Regions from separate parts of the Homo sapiens genome. Here region 2 is linked to region 1. Evidence: chromatin loops called from intact Hi-C (ENCODE). Cell type or tissue: Caco-2. All regions are shown on one strand. Links, peaks and the distances in the headings refer to the core of each region. The heading gives the core; the rest is flanking DNA. Region 1 has its middle 430 kb from the start of LINC02760. Region 2 has its middle 300 kb from the start of LINC02760.

Region 1 (4,408 bases), core at 313-4,312:
GGATCTAGTTGCTAGGATTCACCTTGGTGAAAAAGAATTCTGATTTTTGTGACTTTCTTCAGGGGAAGAAGAGGGGCAGGAAACAGGAGAGCAGGAGAAGGTCAGAAAGAAACTTTACTTTTAAGGCTCCTTCTTTTTAAATTTTTTTCTTGATGCATAATAGATGTTTATAGTTCTAGGGTACATATGATAATTTAATGCATTCATGTAATCAGTGTACTGGGGATAACAATCACCTTAAATATTGCCTTTTCTTTATGTTAAAAACCATTCAATTTATTCTGATGCCTTCCAATATCCTTTAGATCAAAGTACTCAGCTTGCCAAAGCACCATACTTTGGTGTATCATTTTCTGAGCCCCAGCAGCAACAAGGAATATATGTAGCATGAAATTACAGGTTATCTATGTATCTTAAACAACTACTAATACAGATTTCTATTGTAAATGTGAAATTGATCTCTCTCACAACAATTAATCAATCTCTCACTAGGAAAAGCAGATAAGCACATATCAGTTCTATGTTTTATCTGTTGAATCTACGTAACACTAATGAAACACTAGCATTCTAATGTGAGAAAACAAATAATTTCCAAAACAATTGTGAAGAAGCTCAGTTTCCAAACTTTGTGAATCTTTCCCATCCAAGTGCAACTCGGGACCCCCATTTAAAAAATATATATTAATCACCCACTTTGTTTCCCTCCCCTCTCATCCCTTCATTCCTTCCCTCTCTAGACACTCCCCTCCAGCAATGCATGGTTATGTAATTATGCTCTTGCTTAAGAAATTCCATCAGCTAACTTGAAACAAACCAGGCAGAGAGCCCCAGTTGCAGAATTCTCCCGCTTAAGGGAAGTTAAGAACAATTCGTCCACCACCAACAGGCTGAGGTCAAAATAACACCAACCAGACCTCCAAACAATTACCCAAGATATCCATCAGAACAAAGACACACAGACCCTGCCCCCTGCACCATGCCCACGTATCTCCCATACCAACTCCTTATGGTAAAATTTAAAATTTAAGATGGTCTTTGTGACTGTAGTCCACCATCTTCTCGGCTTGCTGGCTCTCTGAATAAACCTGCTTTTCCTCCCATCAACTCTCATCTCTTGCGTCTGGCTTTTGAGTGTTGAGCAGCTGAACCTAGGTTTGGTTATACAAGCAATTTTGATATTGTAAAACAAAAAGTAAGTGAGACAAGTTTCAATCAATTTGGAAGTTTATTTTGCCAAGATTAAGGACATGTCAGTGACACAGCTTCAGGAGGTTGTGAGAACATGTGCCCAAAGTGGTTGGATTACAGCTTTGTTTTATACATTTTTGGGAGACAGAAGTTCCAAAGACATCAATTGATATATGTAAGGTGTACATTGGTTTGGTCCAGAAAGGAAGGATAACTCAACGTGGTCATAGGTGGGGCTTCCATGTCATAGGTGGGTTTAAAGATTTTCTGATTGGCAATTGCTTGAAAGTGTTAAGTTACTATCTGAAGGCCTGGAATCAATAGAAAGGAATTTCTGGATTAAGATAAGGGGCTGTGGAGACCAGTGTTCTTGTTATGCAGAAATGAATCCTCCAAGTAGTAGGCTTCAAAGAGATTAGATGGTAAATATTTCTTATCAGGCTTATAAAGGTACCAGAATCTTAGTTAATCTCTCCTGGATCAGGAAAATATTTGGAAAGGGAAGGGGATTCCCTATAGAATACAGATTTCTCCCACAGGAGACAGCTTTGCAGGGCTATTTTAAAATACATCAAAGAAATACATTTTAGGATAAAATACTTTGATTTCTTCCAGGGCCTGCTATCTGTCATTTTGTGATATACCGTATTGTCACAAAGAGTCCGTTTGGTCAGTCCTGAGACCTCTGTTTTAATGTGAATGCTGATTAGTTGTGCCTGAACTTCCATGGGGAGAAGGTATAATGAGGCATGTCTAATCCCTCATTTCCATCACGGCCTGAACTAGTTTTTCAGGTTTACTTTGGAATGTCCTTGGCTGAGAGGCGGGATCCATTCAATTGGTTGGGAGTCTTAGAATTTTATTTTTGGTTTACAATATTGAGATGCTGCACAACAAGTATAAATTTATCACCATTTTCTCAGCATTTTAAAAAGGTAATTACTCAAGGTGTGTTAAAAAAGCAGTTAAGAAATATTGGTTGAATAATTTTAAAATATATTTCTGAAACTGAAAATCACAGACTTAGCTTATACCACACACAGCAATCATCTGAAATAATTTCCTCAAAACTAAAAGGGCAAGACCCAATACTGGTGACTTGGCAATTATCAGAGAGAACTGCTACATAACATTAACACTAAATAGATCCAGGTTTCAGTTTGCTTCATTCCAATAAGATGATGGCTGTTTGCTTATCTTAGCCATAGATAGAGGGTGGGTGGCGTGCGTTCCCTCAGGTCCCATTTTTTTCCCCCACAGCTGATATCATTATGAATCATAGCCCTCGGTTTCAGTGAGCATAGGTCTTGTCTCAGATTCCTTCTCAACATTCCATGAGAAAAAACTAATTTGTCATAACTACTTAGGCTGTAGTTTTTATGAAGCTATAATTTAGAAATCTATGCAGGAAGTAATAAGGGTTTGACATTAACTCATGACGAATAATAAAGAGTGCCTTTGATCCTTTTTCTCCTGGGCACATATTTTATGAAAATATATACCTTCCATTAATGAGTCCAAAAAAAGAGACTAACAACAATGTTGAGATAAAATAGATACCACTTAATAATTACCCAGTATGTCCCAAACACTGTGATAAGTGCTTTACTCTTCTTATCTTGTTTAATCTCAATAACAATTCTATGAGATAAGAAATGATATATCTGCAGTTGCTGAGAAGGAAACCAAGGCTTAGAGAAGTGAAATAACATGCTCAAGATTACTGAAAAATTCGCTGACAGCCAATATTTGCTAGCCAGTTGTTCTGACTCCAAAGCCTATCATCTTAACAATTACACTAAAGTGCCTCTCCACCTCAGCTACAAAGTCCAGTATTCAGAGACAGACTGCTCTTTGCTGAGAAAGTTGCATTGCAATGACCTCATTGTGTAGCGCTTGAAAAGAGTCCTTTCTCATTAATTAAGGAAAATTCCCTTTTGGCAAGAGCAGTCCCCACTGTAATGAAAGCAAAGCACTGGTCTTCAATTTAATAGGGATGCTTTCAGCTCTGAGGGCAAGGAAGGAGGCAGCTCTGAGTCATTACTTATTGCCACACTCAGTCAGTGGAACAATCATCAAACATAGAGGGCCACATTCTTTACTCCAGGTTGCCAGAGCAAAAATAGTGCTTCCTCTCACTTTCAACCTCAGCTTATTTGATTATGAATCAGCTGTTACTAACTTTAGAGCAGTGGTTACCGCTTGGGGTCTAGTAAGGATGTGATGAGGTCCACATGCTGTCGTTGTTACTTCCAAAGCCTAATAGTTGTGCTAAGACTTTATAGATTAATGAAGACACAAAATGCCCCTGATTTTGATAAGGATGTTACCAAATGAATGTGGTTATTGTAAGATGAAACCCCAAAGCTGCATGTATTTCCCTCCAAAAGTCTGGATTGCAGGCACTTTCCCACTGCATTCACATCTCTGCTTTAAATTGTCTCCATCCCCTATGATACTGTCACTTGTGCTATAGATGTCAGCAGGAAATGAACCAGAAAGGCTTATAATAATGGCTTTCATTGAAGGTCAACATACTGATATATTGTAGTGATTACATTTGGTAGAGCAACACAATGAAACCAAAGATACGGGGTTACTGAACTCTGAGTCTAAAAGCCAACATTTATATTTATGCAATACTACTTGTTTCTTCCCCCATTTTCACTTGTGGAACAGAAAGTGGCTAGCAGAGGATGCCAACATTTAGCATATACTATTAATGTGTAGTAGAAACTAGGTAATGTTTTATAGTCACACATTTATTCCCTACAACAACCCAATGAAGCAAGACCAATTATTGTCCCTGGGTGAAGGAAATGAGTTTCTGAGACATGGGGCCCCACAGTTAACAAGCCGCTCAGTTGAAATTCACAGCACCCTGATATGTCACCCTAAATTTCAAAGATAGGGTGGGGCCTTTCTCACAGGTTCCAGATCTGCTGCTTCTTTTCGCTTACTTGGCTCCTTGTGCAAACACTGGTCATAACATTAATCCTGAGCATCTTCACATTGTTGGTGTACAGTCTCTGTCTCTTGAATTTGGGCTGTGGCTTCCTATACAAGAACAATCCTCATTTGTTTCACATTAGGAACACTGGATCCCATTCAAATGAAACCACATACTTTATTGATATCTATCCTATCTACCTTATGAGAAAATATCATTTGGGTATAAAAAATGATCTTCAGAAGCCCAGATCACTGTCTGATACGGATA
Region 2 (4,408 bases), core at 209-4,208, 140 kb before region 1:
TTTGTTGTAATTGGTTACAGCAGCAATAAAAATTAATACACATGATTCTCTCAAAAGATATTGGGCAGAAATAAACATATGTTTATGAAATGTGGGTAGGAGCTTATGTTTTCACTGTCTTACAAGATGTTTCTAACTCTCAGTTCCCTTTACACTCGATAAATTACACACTTTTTAAGAGTTGTCACTATGTCCTGATTATGTTTTACTCTCTCAAAGCAACCTGGTCCATGGTCATCTAAACATAAATATAAATTTAATTGATTTTATTTGGCATCCTACAATCACAACTACAGTAAAAATGACAGAGGCACCCTCTTATCTGAGATTTCACTTCCTGTGGTTTCAGTTACAGCTATCTACCAAGGTCTGAAAATGCTAAATAGAGAATTTTAAAAATAATCAATTCATAAGTTTTAAATTGTGCACCAGCTGCTCTGAGCAGCATCATGAAATCTCACACCATTCTGCTCCATCCTCCCCCAGGAAACAAATTATCCCTTTGTCCAGCAGATCCATGCAGTCTACGCTACCCACCCATGAGTCACTTAGTAGCAGTCACAGTTATCCAATTCATGGCCAAGCTATCACAGTTCTTGTGTCCTAGTATCCCTTATTTTACTTAATATTGGTCCCAAAGCACAAGAGTAGTGATGTGGCAATTCATATATGCCAAAGAGTAGCAGTAAAATTCTTCTCTTAAGTGAAATGGTGCAAGTTCTCAACTGAATAAAGAAAGAAAAAAAAAATCATATGCTGAGGTCGCTAAGATCTACAGTGTAGAATGAATCTTCTATCTATGAAATTGTGAAAAAGGAAATAGAAATGTGTGCTAGTTTTGCTGTCACACCTCAGTGTACAAAATTACAACCACAGTGCATGATAACATTACATTTGTGTGTGGAAGACATAAACAGAAACATGTTCTGATTGATGACAATTGGGTTTGGTGCTATCTGTGGTTTCAGGCATACATTGCAGGTTGTGAAACTTGTGGAGCAGCGGGGACCACTGTAACTCCTTTCTGGTTTGTTTTTAGCACTTTGGTGAGCAAGAGTGTAACATGGAATATGAAAGATCAATCTGAGAAAGACAGAAACAGGCAGACAGCGAAGCAAATGAAGGTTGGGCAGTAGAAAAGACTATCTCTGGAAAGCACATCAGAATAGAATTCAAGCCAGTCTGACACAGAGGGTCATGTAAGCATGCTGGGGTGGGATTATTTACAGATAAGAATAAGACATTGAATTAAATTTAGATAAACAATAAACAGTCATACTAACTTAGAAGTGACTTGCAAAGAAAGTAACATTTCAGTGATTTTCAATTTTATTATGCTATTTAAAGCACTCATTTCAGGTTTCAGAGTATCACTATGCTCTAAGAGGGCCAATGAAATACTTATTCTAACAACCGTCCCAGCAGCTTTTGATCCTGGTGATCATTGGGTGACTTTCAAGAAACAGTGCTACAAGGCAAAGGCAGTCAGAGGAAGGACCAGGCAAAGTAACGAGTACAAAACACAGAAAGATGTCCGAGTCAATGACTCAGATCAGAATTCCAAGCAGACAAGGCAATGAGGGATGTAAAACGTGAATTATGATGCTGAGGCATTCTTTTTCTGTTTTAACCCAAAACATTGGACTTTTCTTCCTAAGAGGATAGAATCCAGCCTCAAAGCATAAGAAAGCTTCAAATCAGGAACTCATCATATTAAAAACTTTACTTATAGTGTGGTGCATAGGTCAGCTTCATCAGCATCACTTGGAAGCTTGTTAGAAATGCAGAACCTCAGGCCACATCCCAGATATACTAAACTGACTTTACATTTTAACCAGACTTCTAAGAAATCCATACGCACATAAACATTTGAGGAATGATGATTAGCAGACTCATCAGCTACTTTCATTATTCAAACTGCATAGCTTATCAAATAGGCTCTTGACTTTTGACGGGGTAAGTGAATGAGATCTATAATATAAAAGGGAACTGATAAGGCTTATTAACTATTTATTTGGATTATGAATATGAAATGTTAAGCAGAATGAAATGCAATATTCAGAAAAGCAGAAAAAAATTAGAATCTTGCTCTCCTTGCTCCAATCATACTAAGAATGAATCAGAATGAATGGGTTGATTGTCCAAACATCTAGTCTTTTTTTTTTAAATTAATACAATAAGTCTGGTTAATTGCTTTAAGACAACTCAGCTCTTCTTTCATAACTTCCTTCCATATAGTATCCTGTGGTCTTGAGAGGAACTCAAATTCCCCTCTTGTCTTAATAAGTCTGATAACTTGAAAGTTTTAATAACTATATGTTGGCTCCAAAAATGTACAATGGTAAAAATACCTCCAGAGAGGCCATTTGACCTGGATGTCATAAAGAATATATGACTCTGGAAAGCTAGATATCAAAACTCTCACTCCTGATATACACTGGAGAGAAGAGATTTCTGTGATCTATATATACACCCGGGTCAAAGTATAGTCCTCTAGGAGAGCCTGAGATATCATCTTGCTCTCTCTGTCTGAGGATCAGGCCTTCAGGAGGATAATAAAAATTCATTAACTACTGTGAACTGGCTTTGTGTTTACCTTTGGACCCATAGAAAGGTGCAATTAACATGATGAAAGGTCTCAAACCATAATAAACTTCTTAGTTTAATTATTTTTGTAAAACCTCCAAGTGATTCATAGCGTCTGAATGATTAAGTTCTGTGAAAAACCTGTTTAGATGTCTTGATTATGGGATAAAGATAAAAGCAGAGTGAAATATTGCTGAAACAAAGATGTTTTATTTGTGTTAATAAAGTGAGCACTGGGATGAGTAAAATTACAGGGTGATAAACATATTAAGAAGAAGAGAGTATAGTCTTTGACCTCAAGACACCAGTAATGTAAGACAGGAGAAAAAAAGAAAGAGTAAATATTTAAGTAAATAAAAGACAGAATACAAATAAATTGAATATTGAAGAAAACAATTATTTTTTTACAAAGAATTGCTCTAGAAAAATAATGAGAAAAAATAGTTTCTAACAGAGAGATGATAAGGCTTGATCAATAAAGATTTTATAACACAATTTAAATTTCAACAGGTAGAAAATGAGGAAACAATCAGCATGAGAGAAAATCCAGAACCATGAATGTCTGTCTATTTGGAAAATATATGGAAAAGTAAATGTATGGAGATGCGAAATATATGAAGGAACTAAATGGAGAAACTTTTAAACAATTATAAGATATATGATGAGATATGACACTATGTTTATTCAATGATATTACTGTCTTGCTTAAGGTAGAAAAAAATATTTTATAAAAAGATTTTTGAACTTGAAAATGTAACAATTGAAACAATTCAACATGAAGCGTAGTGAGGGAAAAAAAAGAATGAAAAACGTGGATAGATTGTCAAAAAACCAGGAGACAATTCATGCAGGCATGAATCTAAATATATGAGGTCCCTAAAGTGGGCTGGGGATAACAAAAATATTCTTGTAATAATGACCAAAAGTGTTCCAAGAATCTCAACAAAACTCAATAATAAAAACATGAAATACAAAGCATATAAAAATCAAATTGCAGCCGGGTGCAGTGTCTCACACCTGTAATCCCAGCATTTTGGAAGGCTGAGGACAGTGGATCTCCTTAGCTCAAGATTTCGAGAAGCTGGGTGTGGTCCCAGCTACTTGGGAGGCTGAGTTGGGAGGATAGCTTGAGCTTGGGAAGTGGAGGTTGCAGTGAGCTGTGATTGTGCCACAGCACTCCAGCCTGGGTGACAGAAAGAAACCTTGTCACACACACACACACACAGACAAAGATTGCTGTAAACCAATAAAAAAGACAAAACCAAGTAACATTGCAGACAGAATCACAAAGGTAAAGACGTCAGCAAAAATTTCTCATTGGAAAAAATACAAGTGAGAAGATAGAAGCAACCTCCTTAGAGTACTTAATGAAAACAATATTTAAACGTAGAATTATTTATCCAGTCAATATATTATCCAAGAAAGAAGGGGCAAAAAAAAAGAAAAAAATAGACAAATTAGACTTTATAAAAACATAAAATTTTGTGGATCAAAAAACACTATCAACAGAGTGAAATGCAACCTACAAAATGGGAAAAATGTTTTCAAATCATATATCTGATAAATAATTAATATCCAGAACACAAAGATAACTCCTAATAATCAACAATTTAAAAAGTCAAAGATAGACAAACTAATTGAATAGACATTTCTCCAAAGAAGATATACGAATAGCTAATAAGCACATAAAAGAGGATCAACATCATTAATCATTAGGAAAATGAAAATCAGAACAACAATGGGATACCACCTTACTACCACTAGCTTGCCTGCTATAAAACAGGCAAAAACATACAAACCATAAGAAATAAGTATTGGCCAG

The links. Hi-C counts contacts between places; a loop is a spot of excess contacts. Peaks named below come from ENCODE experiments on the same cell type or tissue, not always from the same donor. Only the 100,000 strongest peaks of a DNase experiment are listed, where the experiment ranks them.
Region 2: a loop joins it to region 1, with 4 times the contacts of the local background. A loop is called at or near these places in 2 of 110 quality-filtered maps.

The regions. Positions count from the first base shown.
Region 1 is chr11:37,503,140-37,507,547 of GRCh38, reverse strand. No RefSeq gene overlaps it. Among named protein-coding and RNA genes, the nearest start is that of LINC02760, 430 kb to the left of the region's middle. RefSeq lists an enhancer at 1,774-2,973. In Caco-2, for the core only: no CTCF peak of the experiment used is centred there; DNase peaks (open chromatin) are centred at 2,427 and 3,217.
Region 2 is chr11:37,640,662-37,645,069 of GRCh38, reverse strand. No RefSeq gene overlaps it. Among named protein-coding and RNA genes, the nearest start is that of LINC02760, 300 kb to the left of the region's middle. In Caco-2, for the core only: no CTCF peak of the experiment used is centred there; no DNase peak of the experiment used is centred there.